Linked DNA regions of Homo sapiens: region 1 is linked to region 2. Evidence: read pairs that join two places in POLR2A ChIA-PET (ENCODE). Cell type or tissue: Caco-2. All regions are shown on one strand. Each heading gives the region's core, and the rest is flanking DNA. Links, peaks and the distances in the headings are about the cores only. Region 1 overlaps BICC1 (BicC family RNA binding protein 1). Region 2 holds the start of LINC00844 (long intergenic non-protein coding RNA 844).

Region 1 (9,863 bases), core at 527-8,526, 240 kb after region 2:
CTATTTTCATTCCCTCAGTGTCCCTAAATTTCAGCCCACTGATCTTATGTTTTTATCACTGTTAGGCAAGAATTAAAGAAAATTAAAGACATAAAATCTACAACCTGTCCCCTTTCTTGTTTTAGGAGAAAGAAAGTGGAAAATGTCAAGCCTAGAACAAAAAAAAAAAAAAAAAAAAGAAGGAAATTAGTGATCAATTTCCAGGCTCTATGTTTCTCTTCCTGACTCTGGCATCAGTTTTATGCTTACTCAGGTCATTTTCCTTCTGTTATGTCAGCACATACATGAGTATCACCTTCACTTTCTATATACTTTTACTGCCTTACACATTTATTTCTTTTGCTTTTTCATCCACAAGTGAATTCCAGGTCCTTTCCTTGATATGTATCTTTCTGCCAATAATGTGTCGAGAACAGGGTACAGCATTCCAAGTACAAGATTTTCTCCACAGTCATATAAATCAGATTTGTTTCCACTTCTATGGCTCAGTCTAGGGTCTCTAGGTATGTAAGCTGATTATGGGCCTCTGAAGAAACAGTGTTTCTGCCAATTCACTGTCATGTCTAGTTCTCTGTTTCATCATTTGTCTAATTAAGCTTTCAAAAGCCTAATGTAGGCAACTGGCTATTCTCAGAGTAATACAGGTATGAGTCCTGGGTCTACTGAAGTGAACTCAGTTTCCTCACTCATTAAATGGTTTTGACAATAGTGCCTATTTCATTTTAAGTGTAAGTAAACATCAGTATGTGTTACTGTACCTGTACCTGTACCTTCTGAGGGCCCCCAAACACCACTAAATGTATAGCAATTCCATGCCTGTGAGTCTTCATTTGATATTCCTTGTTAGTTTCCTGTCTTCTCTGCCTCTGCTCTTAGAAGTGATCCCTTTGGCTTTATTCTCTTCCAGGCCTTTTGCCTAGGGCGTCTACTTGTGTAACTTTACTATCTAGTATTGTGATTCTTTCCAATTCCAGTTTCCTAGTTTAGGCCTCTATTCCAAGCCTCCCAGCTAGTCTCAAACGCCTAGTAAACAACTTCTCACTTTCTTCATGCTCTTTAATTTCAACGTGCCAGGTCCAAAATTCATTACTCTTCTCTCTTTTCTGGGTGGTGCAATGGGGATCTCCACAGTTTAAGAAAGAACACTGTAGAAAAAGCAATCCAAAGGTTAACAGATCACCAGCATGTGATCTTGTCCTTTAATATAAACACTAGTCTGTACTCAGAACTTAACTCCTCAAGGATCTCTCCTGTGTATGTAATTCTAATGGTCAGTGAGGCACAATCCATTAGTAGGAACCACTATGCTTTCTTTTTTCCTTCAAATATAGTAATTCCTAAATTTATTGAGTCCACTTGTACCTCAAAATATTTTCTTCTTCCATTTAAATCACATTTAACTTGTTCTTTGGGATGCTGTCTTGGGAAAAGCTCAGGGCTATGGCTATACTCTCACAGTTTTAAAATCACTTGTGAAGGTTGACTAACCCATGCTATCAGCTACAGTGACTAGTGTCTTAACAGCATTTAAAAGAAAAAATATATATTAATAATTTTTCCCAATATCTCCAATATTTTTAAAGTAACTACCATATATTTTTAGAGTGTATTCATTATTGGAAGCATATTATTTTTCTTCCTGGAAGGGATGGTCAATCTTGTGCACATTTTGAGGATCTGACAGAACTACATCTGAGAATTATGAAGCAAATCATAGTATGTTAATAATTCAAAACTCAGTGTTTTTTTTCCTATATTTCCCCCATTCACAAAAACAATATATCACAGGGCCTTAAAACAACAAACATAATAGGGCTGGCTCCATTTTACATTTAGAACCTATAAACTTTCTGTTTCATTGAGTCTAACCAACACAGGTGGATTGGCTCTGGCACTGAAGAATGTACTGGGCCTCCTTTGTGTTACGATGAAATTGCTTAAATCCTGTGATGTACTTGTAAGGTTGATCTGGAGAGAGAGAACTCTTTGTTTTTTAAAGTTTTTAAAGTACATTTTCAAGTTTTGTCAATGACTATTAACTTCCATCTCATAATAAAAACTGATGTTAATTTTCATGTAAAGAAAATTTTGAAAAGAGTGTGTACAGAAGCTTAATGTCATGTACACCACCTGGCACTGAAATGGTCCATCATGAAAACCAGTCCACATGTGTAAGCATACAGGCTGGATATTCCCTGCAGCAGGACTGACCACAGACACCACAGATTATAAAGATGAATGCTGGCCACTTAATAACCTGTTCTTCTTCCTTTTACCACATAGTGTGGAAACAAACAAACAAACAAACAAAAAACAACGCTGACCACATTTTTGGCCAGATACTACATCATGTAAAACCTTATGAATCTTGATTTTGGTACTACCACTATATGCTTTAGATATTTTTTGTTGCTGTACTCAGCAAATCTGACACCTACACTCTCCAATATTTCACAGACATTCCCATAAAGCTTATCTGCAAATCAGTTCTCAATGTTTGACCATATTTTCTCATTTTAGTGGCATTTCTTACATTTTCGTTTTGTCTCTTCAAGTTTCCATAGCTTTCGATTTTCTGTTTGTACATTCTCCAGCTTTCACTTACTTGCCCTTGAAATTGATCAGATTTGTGAGTCTCCTGGACACACAAACTTGCATTAAGGCCCATACCAGCCTGGGTGGGGAGTTTGTGCAGACTCTCTCAAACATGAATTAGCAACAAAGATGAGTGGAGGAGCCAGCACTGAGAGCGAGGGCGGTGCAAAGTTAAAAACATGTGCAAAGGGGTTTGACCTCAAACTGATCCTGGACTCATACCTACAAAGCTGATTTCTACAGTCTGACGTTCTTTCATCTGACTTTAGACTCCTGGTTCTTTCCTGATGAAAATGTTTTATAAGAATTTTTTTCTAGAAAAGCCACATGCAAGTGGTTGCTTTTATTCATGATGGATAGGAACTTCTCAGCTCCTGAAATGTGTTCATAGAAAGGATGACGTAGGCACTTTTTCTAGACCTCTAAAGATAATGATATACTGCCAAAAATCAAAGATTTCCATGCCAGTCCTTACTTTTCAGTCTCCAGGAGAGGAGCCCAATTACATCCTTCATTTATTTATTTTTATTTTTTCCTCACACTTACTCAAGGTTGACCTGAACTGTTTGTCATCCATTCTCAACAACACATCTTCAGGGACGCAACTCCTTGTCACACTGAATTATATTATTTAACACACATAACTACGTCTACATTTTTCTAAGTGATTTTATCAAAAGAAATGAAAGGGGACAGATAAAGCTAATTAACATAAATGGGAAATCACAATAAACCATCTCTAAAAATCTACATTGATGGGCATCTCTGCCATTTCCTTTAAAGAGAAACTGAGTTGGGTGTGATGGAGTTTAAAATCTTTCACTGACTCATTCCTTAGTGTTTCTCTCACATCGATTTTAAACCTTGTCACTGCCCCCAGCTCTAGGATTTGTATACCTCCTCTTCGAATTGGAAAGGAAGCAACTTTCTTTCCAGCCGCACTCGGCTCCTTTTGTAGACAGCTAGCACAGAGGTGGGGTAGCCTTCATCTGTATCTTAGCATCATGTACTTTCACACAAACTTGTCATTCTGTTCATAAATTCTTGGTCTCTTAGGCTGGGTGCAGTGGCTCACGCCTGTAATCCCAGCACTTTGGGAGGCTGAGGCAGGCAGATCACTTGAGTCCAGGAGTTCAAGACCAGCCTGGCCAACATGGTGAAACCCTGTCTCTATTAAAAAAAAATATACAAAAATTTTGCCAGGCAGGGTGATAAACAAAAAGGATTACTAGGTGTTTCCAATGGAAAACAATGCATTGTCTAGAGAACACCCTTTGGGGTCCTCTGATTCTGGCATTTTACTGCCTCTGAAATATTTCATAGCTCTGTTTTAGATAAATGAGACCAAAGCAAAGTAAGTCTTTTCTATAGACAATACAAATAAATTCTGTCCCTTGGAGGTTCAATTTACATTCCTCCTCCCATTAGAAAAAGCCAGCTTCAGATCCATTTGTAAATTCATCTCACATTTCTTTATTCCATATAAATCTATGATTCTCCTTTGAATGGTTATGACATCTTCCTAGTTCTCCATTAATAAGATTCATAAAATCTTTAACACGTGTTCAATTTATGTCTGTATGAGTCTCATCATTTTTTATTTTCCCAGAAAATTATTCTTTAATGGTAAAAAAAATAATTCTCAAAGCCATTAACAAGGACAATTTAAGTCTGCTTACAGTAGATTACAAAAAACATTTTTTGGCAAACAGAAATTCCTCTGTATTAAATACCAATTAAATAAATGATTCAGAAAACCTACTCTATGGTGTTTGGTTGTGATGTATATATTACGGTGGGATTCCACCTGGAATGTACATGTGAGCTTCTCTGTGGAAGAGGCGTAATATATGAATGCTGCGGTTTAACAAGATGCAAAACTGTTAGGTATAGATACACTAAGGAGCTGCAAATAGTGGAAAACGTCATTTGGGGACCACCAATCTCCTGCATGATTGTAATTTACAGTAATTTAACACACTTGATGGAATAAGAGTTGCCTGAGAAAATCATTCCCATTCTTAGATCTGGCAACAACCAGGCACCTTTTAACACTATTCTCTCATTCCACAACATACAAATTCACAGTGGAATTACTATTAAAACCAAAAACAGAGCTAAGAACACATTTGCTTAAAACGCGCTTATGAAAAGCAGCTAACATCGTGTCACATTGCAAATGATCACAACCCCTTCCAAAACTCCTTTCTCACTTCTTTGCTGTCTTCTTTTTTTTTTTTTTTTCTTTTTCTTTTGAGACGAGTCTCACTCTGCTGCCCAGGCTGGAGTGTGGTAGCGCGATCTCGGCTCACTGCAAGCTCCGCCTCCCAGGTCCACGCCATTCCCCTGCCTCAGCCTCCTGAGTAGCTGGGACGACAGGCGCCCACCACCAAGCCCGGCTAATTTTTTGTGTTTTTAGTAGAGACGGGGTTTCACCGTGTTAGCCAGGATGGTCTCGATCTCCTGACCTCGTGATCCACCCGCCTCGGCCTCCCAAAGTGCTGGGATTACAGGTGTGAGCCACCGCGCCAGGCCTGCTCTCTTCTTCTTAATTATATTTTTAGGTTTTACAAAACAGAAAGTCAATGTTCAGTTTCTTTTACACCATAGAAAAAGAGTAAACAGGAAATATTGTATTAACAAATGAACAATTTAGTCATTTTCATTCCTTTACTGTTTTGACTTGTAACTTAGTAAAGAATGTTTTATGCCACTATACAAATACATACAATAAATACCCAGAGCTGTTTGTATCAAGGAATTAACCCATTTCATATGCCAGCACAAGGACTTAAATGCCTGCTTCCTAGATATTTAGACTAGTGTTCTCTCTCTAGAAAAGTTTCAAATATTTTAGGTTTCATAAATCTTTTTGTTTATATTGAAATTTGTATTTGTTTATATTGAATCATTTTTGCTTATATTGCCACTCTCTTAAATATTTTAATGATCAGGCCAGGTGTGGTTGCTCACTCCTGTAATTGCAGCACTTTGGGAGGCTGAGGTGGTCAGATCATCTGAGGTCAGGAGTTCGAGACCAGCCTGGCCAACATGACAAAACCCCGTCCCTACTAAAAATACAAAAATTAGCTGGGTGTGGTGGCACACACCTGTAATCCCAGCTACTCAGGAGGCTGAGGCAGAAGAATCACTTGAACCCGGGAGACAGACATTGCAATGAGCCGAGATTGTGCCACTGCACTCCAGCCTGAGTGACAAAGCAAGACTCCATCTCAAAATAAATAAATAAATAAATAAATAAATAAATAAATAAATAAATATTTTAATGATCAAAGATACTGTCCTTGGGAAGCTAAATTGGACTTAAGCAAGTGGCCAGCTTAAAAAAAATCTTATTAGAACAAAAGCTCAGTTTTTATTAATTTTAATTCCATTTTCTGATCAGACTTTACAGAACTTAACAGAGCTTTAAAAATCTCTTGCTCTTTTATTCCCCAAAACAGAAATGTTTCACAAGTAAAAAATAAAAAAAGTTAGTGCCATTTGTTTCATTATCTTAGACTTACCGATGATGAGAAGAAATGTCTGATAAAACATTTCTTAAGCTTGGCAGCTTTGGGTAATTATTTACAGGGTTGAAATAGAATTACTATCTAGACCCACAGTTTGGTTATTAGAACTAACCTTGTAACCAGGCAGGGACAAGAAGAACAGTGAACTGCCTTTTTGTCACAGACCTTATAGGGAAGAGGAGAAAAACTAGATGAACTATGTGCCAGGAATTCCTTTCTTAGTGAATGTCATACTCATGGCAGTGATTTAATAGCCTGTTCTAGGATACATCACAAGTTCCATTTTTTATTCAGTAGCAGAGAATTGTCAATTTGGTAGGGGAAGAATACATTAGTAATCATCTAGCAACCTTTAGGCACTTATAGTGAGGGGCTCCTATATAATGTCAAATCTATAAGTATATATGGCACATGCTAAACACACACTTGGGAACCGCAAACTTATGAATGGATTATATTCTGTAAGTGTTTATATGAACTGGTTATGTGAAATATACAACATATTTTTCCAACCAAAAAAAATTTTTAATGACGGCTACTGACCTAGGTTTGGCTCACAGAAGCCTAATCATTCATAGGATGACTTTAAAACTACATATATTTTTTTTTAAGATAGTAGAAGGAAAAATACTGCAAATGTGTTAAGTGTCAGTATGTTATGTCTTATGCAGAATGGCTTAGGAAACCAAGCACCACTGCTAAGGTTGCTTCCTATGGGTTGTTTCTGAGATAGGAAATGCATCTTCCCCTTGTGTTCTTCACAGTGTTGCTGACTGCCAAGAACTTCAAACCTTTTGCTGTGGCAGCAAAAAGAGAAGCCTTTGATGTAAAGGTCAGCTGTACACAGCTGATCTGAGTTGGCAGCCACAGGCTTAAGGACAGACTGCATTGATATTTATGGCATCTCTGGTTCTAACACAGTTTACCCAAGAACAACCTAAACATACAAATAATCACTGAAGGAAGTTATGTCTTGAATATCTTGAGAGTGGCTGACCTGGATGGGGGGTCCTGGCTCTTGTGAAATTACATAGGTGTACAGCATTAAAAGACCTGTGCCCTTCCTGTCCCTTTTTACGGACTCAATCTCTTAAAGGAACTGAAACCTTAGTCAGAGACTCTGAATATATACTCTCCATAACATCACTTACTGATAAGCTCCACTCTGGCATGGACTCACTGATATTTACTTCTGCATTCTTAAATGCTAGTCTCACAGAGGCTTTAGTTCTCACCTCTGACATCTCAATTAGGAGTGCATTTTCCAGTAGAAACATAGAAACATGATAATAGTTGGGTAGATAAATTGGTACTATATTTAACCATAACGTCAAATACTCGTCCTATAGAAAATGTGTTACGATTTCATAGAACTCATTGACAGCTTTATTTCATAGAGGAGAAATGTTCACATACTCATGAACAAATACAAATCCACAGAACATTATATAAAAGTAGTTTAACATTCAACAAGGTGGCTGATTTCATGCCTGAGCCACAGACTTGGTCTCATTATTTTATATACAGTCCTTGTATATTCTAAAGTCTTGTAGCGGGTTACACGATAAGTCCTGTTCAGCATCCCGTATTATAAATTACATACGGTTACTTCTCTGCACAATAAAAGGGCTTTGTTATTAGAGTAACTAAGAAATTAAAGCAGTGAGACAATAATTGAATTTTTAAAAATGTTAGCACCAATGAAAATTATTTGAAAATAGCATACAAGCATGCTTCACTATCAAAGTCTATGATATTGCTGAAATCCAACTACCAAGGAAATCATGTTATCTAAATCTACGAAGTCCCTGAGTTTTGGACAGCATAAGAGACTAGAAAGTTATCGCTTTTCTTTGTAAGACAGATCCATTATAAAAGGCATCTTAATGTTGCTAAAGTGTTCAATTGTCAATATTTGCTCAAACATGCCTTTGTTCGATATTAAACTGCTACGCTTCCTCACAAAGGAATTAACTGGTAACTTAATATGCCATTACAGTTGCTAAGGAGAAGACTCTGGCAAAAAAAAAAAAAAAAAAAAAAAAAAAAAAAAGGCTAGTAGTTGCTAAAGGGTCCTGGATCCCAAGAACTCCTTGAGAAGTGCGAGCCCATGGAAAACCCTTAGGGTGGGACCAGGACAAGAGGAAATGAGCAAACAGGACTCTTGGGTGTCCTGCTAGAAAGGGAATGGGAGGTAAACTCAGTAAACTGGTCCTAAATATAAGAGCAAGCTTAAAAATCAACAAAATGTTAATGACAAACCTTTGGGAGGCAAAGGCCAGGGACTCTAAATATTACCATGCCCCTCTCCACCCCCACACACAAAATCACAAAACAGCGAGTTTCATTTCACACAGGAATGCTTGTGGTTTCTCTAGCAAGGAGCAACGCAGTCTACGTGGAAATGCAAAAAACGGAAAAGCAAAAAAAAGCCTTTCCAGCTGGTTGGCTGGGAAAGAAGATCTATTGCCTTCTAAGATACGAAAGGGAGTATTTTTTAAAAGTCTCTATCTTGATGATGCTGGGACAGGTCATGTTACAAAAGAGCAACGTTTTTCAAAGGAATAGATACAACACATCCAGAAACAAGTGAAAATGGAACAAGCAGAGGTGTGAGGTTCCCAGGATAAGAAGAGGCAAATGTATAAAGAAATGTAAGGGACAGAATAAATAAATCCAGAGGAAAATGGGAAAAGCAAAGATGGGTGAAAACAGACATAGAACACGCAGGAGCAGAAGGAGAAAGTGAAATTATCTCACGGCAAAAACAGCAGAACTGTGAGGTGACTAATCACTAAGTAGTGGAAAATGTCCACAGGCAGTGTCTCTCAGGTTGCTCAAGAAAGCAGGTGTGGCCAATGCAGAGAAGCCTCGGCTGTAACTCTGTGGAATCAAATCCAGACTCAACCGCTGCTGGAAATAGTTTCCCAAAACCCAACTGAAATTCATCTTCCAGAATGTCATTGAAACTTAGGCCAAAAAGAAAAAAAAAATAAAAAGGAGAAAAAAAAATACAAGACAGGAATGTAATTTTAAAACACCCTTTCAAACCTAAGGTGTTTCTTCATGTGTCCATTTAGAACTGAGGGTTTTCATGAACTCTATTGCAACTTTTTCTGAAGATTTCAGACAGAAAATCCCTAAAGCAGAGGAAGCAGTACAGAGTTGCCAGAGCCCAGTGATTTCTCAGTCTCATTCAGGAAATAATTCACCAAATGTACTGTAATGTGAAATCCAACTAAATGTAAACTAAAATCACATGAAGAACTCTGGTTGTCCACCAAGGAATCAGCTCTTCTCAGTTTATAATCTGACAGCGCCACTGACTTTGGGACCATGGAAGCTGTAGCCTTTCCCCTAAGGTGACCAAAAGCAAAACAATAGCGCAGGAAATAGAAAGCAGGCTAGACACTAAACAGTGGGCCCTGGCAGTTAAAATTCCAAATCAAACCAAGTTCTTAAGACTAAATAGGAGTGTCTGTTTACCTCTGTGCATTTATACTTGATTTAAATGAAACAGTCACCAAGCCCAAAACAACTCTATGAAAACAAAAAACAAAGAAAAATCCTGTGATCTGACACAGTTGCTTTTCAAAATTTTCAGCATCAGGCTTCCACTCACCAACAGTTTTGGTTTACTAAGGAACTTTAAGAGAAACCAGATGTAACTTAAAATACAAGGACTGCAATACATACTGTAACTCATCTGGTATTAGCAACAATAAACCCCAGACC
Region 2 (9,863 bases), core at 369-8,368:
CAGGTAATTACACTGTTTTACTCAGGACAAAGCCTCACCCGTTAAAGAGCTTTGGTACTATTGAACACCTTAAATTTATGTTGTGACCAACAACAGCATCAGGGATTACAGGGGGAACAGATCCCTTTCACATATTCTAAATACACAACTGAACAATCAACACAATTCAAATGTTGCAAACATTTAATTTATTCCTGCCCTGACCCGTCTTTCAAATAGCAGACTCAAAACAGGTGGTTATTACATCAGCCTCTAAATCACTTTTGTATAATCAATTAACCTCATTACGTTGAGGTATTCAAACAGTTTCCACCAACGGACAATTTTATTATGACCAACACAATTTGTTTTCTCTTACCAGCCTCACAAATGGCCTCCTGAAACTAATGCTTAGAGAAGTATTGGAAAATTTCCTGTGCTGTCTCAGGGCTGTATACATTTGCCACACAGCAGCACAATGAGTCCATGTTATTACATATGAAGGCTTGGGATTATGCCTTTCCATATGAAATGCATAAGCAAAACAACCCAAACCACCCCAGCCTACACAGAGAAATTCAAGTACCTAAGTACCCACCCTATTTTCCAAACAAGTAATATCTATACAGGCTCCTAATACCAAGGACTTCATTGGGTTTGTTGTAAATAAGTCAGTGGATGATCATAAAACACTTCTTGGCAGTAACTAAATCAAGAAGATCAGCGATGGTTGGCCTAAGTCAGCTATAAATTTTATGGCAATTTTTTAATGAGGCAAAGGAAGGGAGCTTATCAGCATTTTGGCTTTCAGGGTCAAATGAAAGAAAGCAGGAGAGAGCAAGAGAAAGGAATCTGGGGTACCTGGTGCCAAGAGAAGGAAATGGAAAAAGAGTGAATAAAAAAGGAAGAGAAAAATCCCCAGCTGAACAGAAGGCAAGAAGCTAGAGGCTTATACAGCCTTTAGCTTAAGGGCAGAAAGTTGTAGTTTGGTGTTTTCCTCAAGGGATGCCTGCAGAAAGATTTCTGTGCCAATGTGACCTTGGAAACTAAAAATGGATCACAGCTTTGGTGTTTGGGCTGAAATATACAAGAGAAACGCGGGAAACAGATATGAAATAGATTGGGTAGAAACACCAAGTAGCAAAAGACAAACCATACCCAAAAGATAAAAACCAGGACAGGACGTCATGATTATTATGACCCATGTTTATTTGACCAGTCCTGACCAATACAGGACCTTCTCTGGAAACAGGGGTTTTTTTTGGGGGGGTGGGGTGGGGTGGTGGTTTGAGACAGAGTCTCGTTCTGTCGCCAGGCTGGAGTGCAGTGCTGTAATCTTGGCTAACTGCAACCTCTGCCTCCCTGGTTCAAGCGATTCTCCTGCCTCGGCCTCCCTAGTAGCTGGGATTACAGGCACGTGCCACCATGCCTAGCTAATTTTTTGTATTTTTAGTAGAGATGGGGTTTCACCGTGTTGGCCAGGATGGTCTTGATATCCTGACCTTGTGATCTGCCCGCCTTGGCCTTCCAAAGTGCTGGGATTACAGGCGTGAGCCACCATGCCTGGCCGGAAACAGGTTTTAATACTTCTTTGGAAATGGAAATGTTTTGCCAACTTAATGGAGAAGGCTGGCATTTCCATGGGGACTATGAAAATTTATTCTGATTTAATAAAAACCTGAACAAGCCAAAGTGAAACAGAAGCTCAATGTTCCAAACTAAATTAGACATTTTATTAATCCAGTTAGAGGTCATTGGCCAACTGTAAATTCAGAATAGTGATTTTTAAAAGAGAAGAAGTGGGGATGGGTAAAATACCCTGAGAATCTGGCCTTCACCTGCAGCTGGGCCAGGTAGGTGGGAACCTTGACAAAGGAATGATGCAGGTAGCTGGGCTGGGTGTGTTTGGTGAGTTAACAAGTAATCTTCAAAGCAAGAATCCGTGTCCATTCAGAAAGCAACCAGACTCTACACAGCAAGACTCTGGCTGCCATCAAGCCTTGGTGTTCAGTTGGCCTGAACTTTGATGCAAAACTGAGCTCTGTTCCTCGAGATATCCCCACTAGCTTTTACGTGTGTTCTCACAGATGTTTCACATCTTTGACTTTTGCCTTTACTGATGGCTTTAACTTTATTATTTAAGATCTTGTCTTGTCACTTTCATTGTCTCACAAAAAGGAGGTCACAGAAACCTTGTCTTTTCTAAAGGAATTTTTTTTTAAATCTACAAACTTGTCTCTGTTACCTGAGAGGCCCTTTTTGAATTTTCCATTATAAGCCAGTGGGAAAAACCTTAGAAAACCTGAAGGAAGCCCAGAGTTTAATTTTTTAAATTAATCATCCATAAAATAAAGTAGACTGGTTTACTATAGAAACAAGGATTCCAATCATATTTAACTGCAGTGTCGGGTGAGAGAAGAGTATTCAAAGTAGTGACGAAGGTGGTTAGGGATGGGGTAATGTGCATATTGAGCTGTCATTTTTCAAGCATTCTACAGAAAAGAAATCAGAGATTTTAGAAAATTATTAATGTCATAAACAAGACAAAACTTAGGAGAAACAAAGCAAAAAATTACACCCTGTTATTTAGTCTGAAAATTTTTTACTTACAAAAAAAAATATCGCAAAGACAAGAAAAGAAATAGCTAAATGAATAGACAGACAATTCAAGCAATTTATTGTAAGGAAGAACAATCAACTTCCACAAAGAAAATATCATGGAGATATAACTGGACATTGCAAACACTTTATGTATGGATTCTGATTTAGAATTTACTTGCTTGAACCCAAATTCTCATGCTTCTATGTGACCTGTGAAGAATTATAAGTTCTTCCCTCTGTGAGTCAGATCCCAATTCTGCCATACTGTTTCTGGTTCAGATTTTCTTCCTATAGGTCTGTCAAAAACAAAAAAAAAGAAGAATCACTGGAGTGGGAACTAGAGGCCTTAGGTTCCTGCCCTGCTTCTTGAACTAGCAGTTAACAAATATACCAAGTTACATTTTTGGGTAAAGAATAGCCTGATGGATGAATCTTCCGAAGTGATGTCCTTGGACAAATTGCCTAAATCTGGGTCAGCTTCATGGGCATAAGATCTGTGCGGTCTCACAGAGTCCCATACTTAAAAGGGCTTTGTGCTTAGTTTAAGGCCCTGCTGTCACCATCTTAGTAATTTTTTAACAAGGGACTCCACAGTTTTGTTTTGTGTTGGGCCCATTAACTTAAGCAGCTAGTCTTGCCTTAACACTGCGCAGCCTCTGCTTCCTTTTCTATAAAATCAGAATTGGAAGAGCCCTAGGATCATTTCTAATTTAGGAAGTGATGATACAAACCCTTCAGGATTGTCTGGCATTTAGACAGCACAATGCCACAATCACAGTGAGGAGATTTTTCTGGGATCTGTTTCCAGGACAGTTTCTTTCTTAAATTGGCCACCATACTCCATGATGGAAACTGCAAGACCTACCATGCCAGGGATTATCCTGCTCCCTCTTTCTCCTCTCAGTGACCAACCTCTCATTATAGCACCACTGACTAGCCAAGTGTTGCCACAAGAATGTTGCAAACAACCACCTCCAAAACTTAAGAGGCTTAAAACAGCAGCCATTCTTACTGTTCTCACATTCACAGTTAGCTGGTGGGTTCTGTTGATCTTGGTCAGGCCTGGCTGAGCATTTCTTTGACCATAGCCATCTCTCTCTCCCATGTTTCAGATGGCCTCAGCTGGCACACCTCAGCTCTGTGCCTGTGGTCTCTGTCCCTTCAGCAGGCTAGTCAGGGCTAATAGAGGCAAAGGTCAAGAGAAGGAGCAGAAGCAAGCACAGCTTTTGAGGCGTAGGCCTGGGACTGCATAGCATCACATCTGCTGCATTCTACTAACCAAAGCAAGTCTCAAAGCCAACCCAGGTTTGGAGGTACAGGAAGTAGACCTCAATGAGACCTCTTGAGTAGACTTCTTGATGGGAGGAGCTACAAAGTTACATCCCATGGTGCTTGGATAGAGAGAAGAAAAGAATTGGAGCCCCTGTTGCAATAAATCTGCCGCACTCACATTAATCAAAAGTTCTACTAGCTGTATATATTCATCACAACAAGGTATCACCGTGTGACCCTAAGAAAATCACCTGGGGTCTCCTTCCATTGCCACATCTATATAAATGAGGGTATCCAGATTCACTCTAAAGCCCTTTCTGCTCTGACATTCTCATAGTCCACAGGCTCAGTTCTTACTCCAACCAGTTTCCAATCTTCCCTTCCTCTTCTGAACCAGACACCTGTCTCTACATCCTATATAGGGCATTTAATCATAGACTGGTCAAAGTAGTCAATTTAACTTACTTTAATCTTCATAGCTTTGTCAGGTCCTGTAATTCCTGTAATTCTCAGAGGAAGTTTAAGTTTTGCTTAGCCATGCAAGAAACCTCCTTGCTAAAACTGAACGAGTAGCAAAAGGTGTATTTCCCAGATCCATGTCTATGTCTCTGTGTTTCCTTTGTCTCTACAGAGCAGAATCCTTTCTGATTTCAATGTTCTCTGCGCCACCCCCATCCTCCTATCAGACTGCATCAAGCACTCACAGTCCAGCCAAACCACATTGGCATGGCTCACTGCAGGCCTTTGAGCAGGGGCAGCATTCTTTTAAATAAATGAGAGGGACAGTGTGTTCTTGCTGAAGCCTGCAAGGTCCTGTCAGCTTTACGCTTGCTGATTTACATGGCTTTTAAAAGACATAACCATAAAATTTCACTCCAAAATTCACTCTGGCCAGTCAGATCTTTGCCTAGGCCTGGCAATTTTAATTTACCAAAGTAACGAGATAATAGTTTAATTTTTCCCCTTGTTGGATGCCCCTTTAATCTTCATAATTCACGATACAGCTCTTTCTCCCAGTAAGCTCTCTGATGGGAGTCTATGATCTAGATCTTGTTTTATTTTTTCTTAAGAAATCATTAAAGCGCAGAAGCTATTCCTACAAGGATCTGTAATCCTAACGTGTAGAACCAGTAAAGCACCACAGAGCTGGATAGTGGGATAAACATGCTGCATGTGGCTTCCTGGGCACGTGCACTAGCTGCTTTTGCCACTGGTTCAGGGAACAGGAGCTAAATTTGGTCTGTATTATTGTGTTTTAAGCTGAAAACTGATTCTTGGCTGGCAGATATGCTTTTTTCTTTTCTTTTTTTTTTTTTTTTTTTTTTTTTTTTTTTTTTTTTGAGACGGAGTCTCGTTCTGTCGCCAGGCTGGAGTACAGTGGTGCAATCTCGGCTCATTGCATGCAACCTCCGCCTCCCGGGTTCAAGTGATTCTCCTGCCTCAGCCTCATGAGTAGCTGGGACTACAGGCATGCGCCACCACGCCCAGCTAATTTTTGTATTTTTAGTAAAGATGGGGTTTCACCATGTTGGCCAGGATGGTCTTGATCTCTTGAGCTCATAATCCGCCCACCTCAGCCTCCCAAAGTGCTGGAATTATAGGCGTGAGCCACCGTGCCTAGCCAGATATGCCTTTTCTTTGCACATTCATTTGTGTTTCATTGTCTCAAAAATAAACTTGTCTTTTCAAATCAGGAAATCTTCCACTAAGCCAACAAAAAAAAGAGGGGTGATAATAGAGGACTCGCCAGTCTGTCTCTTACTTGCTGACATGCCTGTTTCCTCTGCGGTGGTTTTTGTCATTCTGCTGCATGTGTCCATGTTGGCATCAGGTTGGAGCAACACAGCGGGTTCTTTGGCTCTCAAGGTGGTCTTTAAAAGTCACTGATATTTGGTACTTGGTCACCTTGCCTACCCTTCAATTGCTTTTCTCTATGAAATCTAGTGCTCTGTGCATTGTAGTGCTTTCTCCAATAATTAGAAAAGAAAAACAGAATCTCCAAAATTCCTAGATCAGGGACTGTTAGGTAGGTAGGGAGGGAGAAAAGGGGCAGAGACGGTTACAGCCAGCCTCACATTTACAAAAGTCTTCACCTTTTCACTTTTCTTGCTTTCAAATTAGGTTATATATATAAAACCACGAAGATACAGAATTAAAAGCAGGCATTAATCTTATGCCCCATTCTGGTTCTAATGTACTTTAATGTTTATAAAATGATAATTATCTTTAAAATAACACTCTCTTGCAACATACTTACTGTGACAAAAGTTTTCATTTATTTAATGAAAATATTTAAAATATTCTGTAAATGTCATCACTTTATTCTGGCCTGTTTTATTTTTTAAATAAACCAGGAGACTCGAATACTCAAGGTTGCTGGAACTTCTCTTAACTTCTGAAGGGCTCTGCTTTGGACAAATTAGTTTTGTTTCATTGTGCATTACTAACCTCTTCTAAAGAAAACCATAGAGTAGAAGAAATGTGGCTCACATGTTTGGGGTAGAAGAAAGAGGTGGACACTCAATCAGGTAAAACATTGTCAAGAGCTTAGGTCCTAGACAGGAGCTGGTATAGTCACTTATAGAAAGATCAAGGCTGAGAACACACCATCTTGAGATGGGACCCTCTGAGCTCCCTCTGGATTTCCTTGCACAGGTCACTTTAGCTTTCAGAATGTTGTGTCAACACCTTGGCTTGGCACACAAGAATCTTTACAACTTGGCCGCTGACCACTGTCCAGCTCTTTCTCTCTCTCCACTCTTCTTCCCAGACCCTTTGCTTTGGTCCTATCACGACAATCTTAAAAATGCTATTGAACACTCCCATCCTATTGAAGGGCATGCTATTGAACTGCCCTTAAACTCCTATCCAGTCGTCATGAAGCATTCAATCTGTATCTCATGCCTCTGGGCTCCGATAGAACCCTGGGAATATTTCTACCACTTACCATTCTGTATTTTAATCTTTACTTTACCTGTCTGTTATCTTTTTTGAAAGAAAGGCTATATTTTCATCATTGTTTTATTCCTCCTTTATAGTAAAATACATGGCACATGACAGAGTCAATAGTGAATTCATAAATGCATGAATAAACAAAGTAGACCAGAAACCTATTAGAAATACAGAATCTCGGGCCCCACCCCCAGATCTACGAAATCAGAATCTGCATTCTAACAAGCTCCCCAGGGAATTTGATTGCACTTTCAAGTTTGAAAAGCACTGATCCAGCTTACTCTGCTCTCTCACTTCTGTAAACATCTGGAGTACTGATTGTCTAAGGTTCTGGGTTTAGTAATTGTTAATGTACCTGTCTTGCACTCTGCTTAATTGATTTGTGTGAGTGTGTGATTGTGTGTGTATGTTACTGTATGCTCACACACTTCCTTTCTTGTCTCCTCACCCAGAAGCCTACATGGGGGCACTCTTGACATTCCGTCACTACTCCTCTCAGCACCCAGAACTAGGTACTACCCAGAGTATTTTTAATCTTCCTGGAAAAATATCCCATAAGAAGATAAAATCTGCTACCTAAGCAATGGGCAAAGTGTTGGGGAAGAGTGATAGGGAAAAGAGCACTAGCTTTTATTGAGATTCTACTAGTAGGAAGTACTGTTGACACTGTATGTACTACATCTCATTTAACCTTATGTAATGAGTTAGGAATCATAACCCCGATTTTACCAGTGAGGAAAACTAGGCTCCTAAGTATCCTCAGTCTCACACAGATAGTCATGAAACTGGCATTTGAACACTTCTTAGTCTTCTTTTTTGAAATTGTGGTAAAGAACACACAACATAAAATTTACCATCTTAACCATTTTTAAGTGTACAGTTCAGTATTGTTAAATAGCAATATATTAGCATTGTCGTGCAACAGATCTCTAGAACGTTTCATCTTGCAAAACTGAAACTCTATACCATTGAATACCAGCTCCAATTTTCCCCTCTCCCCACCACTTCTTTTTATAAACTAGTCAAAGGTGTTATTTTGCTCATCCTTCCTTATCTTTCTTTCACTTTCTCCCCCTTCTCATAGTACCATATTTTACACAGCTATGGCTTATCCCAACAGCAATGAAGGCAACCTGAAGATCCTAAGGTCTCAGGATGTTGTCTTCCCTATGGAGTCTGTGGAGCAAGCAACAAGGTTTGCCAATGGAAGAAAATCAGAGGAAGCTGATTTGATTCTTGTAATGTTGGAAATTAATCTGTATACTTTCTCTATGTTAAGGGAAGCTTTGAATACAGACCATTATTTCATTGAAAAAATCAGTCATGCCTGTCTAAAATGATCACTTTGCCACCAAGCCACATTCCTGAGGCCAGGATTCTAGTACTGTAGCCTCAGTGACAGCATCCTTCTGAAGCACCATGAGGGTAATACACATGACCAGTCCAGAAAAACTCTGCCTGCTTGCCTTGCCTGCTGAATGGGATTGTTGCTGGCACCAAACATACACTCCCTGAAGGTGAGGCAGAATGAGATGGAAATGGTATCTTATTCTGTCTGATATAATGTTTGTAACTCTGGCTTGTGTGATTTTTGCATAATTCTATTTAAATACATTCTTTATTAGAGATTCAAAAGCAGGAAAATATTTACATTGCATATTAGAAAGCAATAATGGCCTAGAGAGAGCAGGTATAAATGCCAAGAGGGGCAACAGACTTCCCCCCAGAGCCTCCTGTCTCCAGAGTCCTGTGTCATTGAGGGTACATCATGCAGTGATGGGCTTGTACTAGGCAGCTAACATCCCCACGCTCCAACCTGTGGGAACACAAGGGTCATGTTTCCCCATTTTTCTGGATTTCATGTCATCAAAGATGACGGAATGACTAACTATAACAAGGGTCCACCCACCCAAAGTCACTTATTTTAGATCCTGCAGCTCTGTTGTCCGATTTTGGTGACAGCAGGAGTTTCCTGTCATAATTCTAAGGCCTCGAGGGAATGCCTAAGTCAGCAGACCTGGGCTTAAATCTAACTTTACAAGCAATAGCTCAATGACCTTGAGTGACATAACTATTCTGTGATTCGGTTTATTAAATGAGATAAGTTGGAGGAAGCAAATATATTTCCTGAATCGCTTAATAAGTGTTAGCTATTGGTATTTTTATTATCTTATTATTGCCATTTTTAATAATATAGCCTGGACTAGAACTTATATTAAGGACTGAAAACTACAGCCAGTGTGCCAAATCAGGCCCACCTGTGGTATAAATCAAGTTTCACTGGAATACATACGTGCCCATTTGTTTATATGCACTCTGTGGCTATTTTCAAGCTACAATGGCAGAATCCAGGAGCTGTGTGACAGAAATCAGATTTAGAAGTCTGGACTTTGGAGTGAAAAGATAAAGGTTAATGATTCTCCTTTGCTCTTCCCTAGCTGGATAACATTGCGTAATCATTGCAACCTGAACTTAAATTTCTTTATTTGTAAAATGACGATAATAAGAATATCCACATTACATATTAGTAGTGAGGATTAAATTAAACAACTCATATTTAAGCTGTATATAAGTATTTAAGTCCTATAAGAATTCATTCATTCATTCATGTGACAGACACTGGACCAGACACAGAAAATTCAAAATGAAAAAAAATCAGAGATAGTCTGTGACCGTCAGGAGCTTATCTTCTGGGAGGGAAGATAGGCTGGTTGATGCAAGGTGTGTTTCCTAATTCATCAATCTCATTATCATTAATTTGTAAAATGGTCAGTTTGAATTGTGAAAGCACACTCTATAGGGAAATGCTTATACTTTATAATTCTGCCTTTGGCTCAGCCCAGGTCAGAGATATTAACTCATACATTTTTCAGTATTTAAGTTGTTTATTTGCTTTTCTTCAAACAATGAATCAGCCAAGTCCTTCAAAAGAAACATATTCACAGAGTTAGACAAGTTGCCTGGTGAATGTGACACATGCAGAGATGCCCACAGGATGATTTAAGCCTTTGTACACTTATAAAACAAAGTTCAACCAAGCAAAATGGTGCTCTGCAAGA

Evidence for each region. Peaks named below come from ENCODE experiments on the same cell type or tissue, not always from the same donor. Only the 100,000 strongest peaks of a DNase experiment are listed, where the experiment ranks them.
Region 1: POLR2A ChIA-PET joins it to region 2 with 13 read pairs; 2 of 35 experiments call an interaction of 5 or more read pairs at or near these places.

The regions. Positions count from the first base shown.
Region 1 is chr10:58,754,945-58,764,807 of GRCh38, reverse strand. The region is part of intron 3 of BICC1 (BicC family RNA binding protein 1); the gene reads right to left. Among named protein-coding and RNA genes, the nearest start is that of LINC00844, 240 kb to the left of the region's middle. In Caco-2, for the core only: no CTCF peak of the experiment used is centred there; no DNase peak of the experiment used is centred there.
Region 2 is chr10:58,994,242-59,004,104 of GRCh38, reverse strand. LINC00844 (long intergenic non-protein coding RNA 844) reads right to left here and starts at 4,587. Exons shown (of 2, transcript NR_108046.1): 1 at 4,318-4,587; 2 at 2,488-2,876. In Caco-2, for the core only: no CTCF peak of the experiment used is centred there; a DNase peak (open chromatin) is centred at 1,884.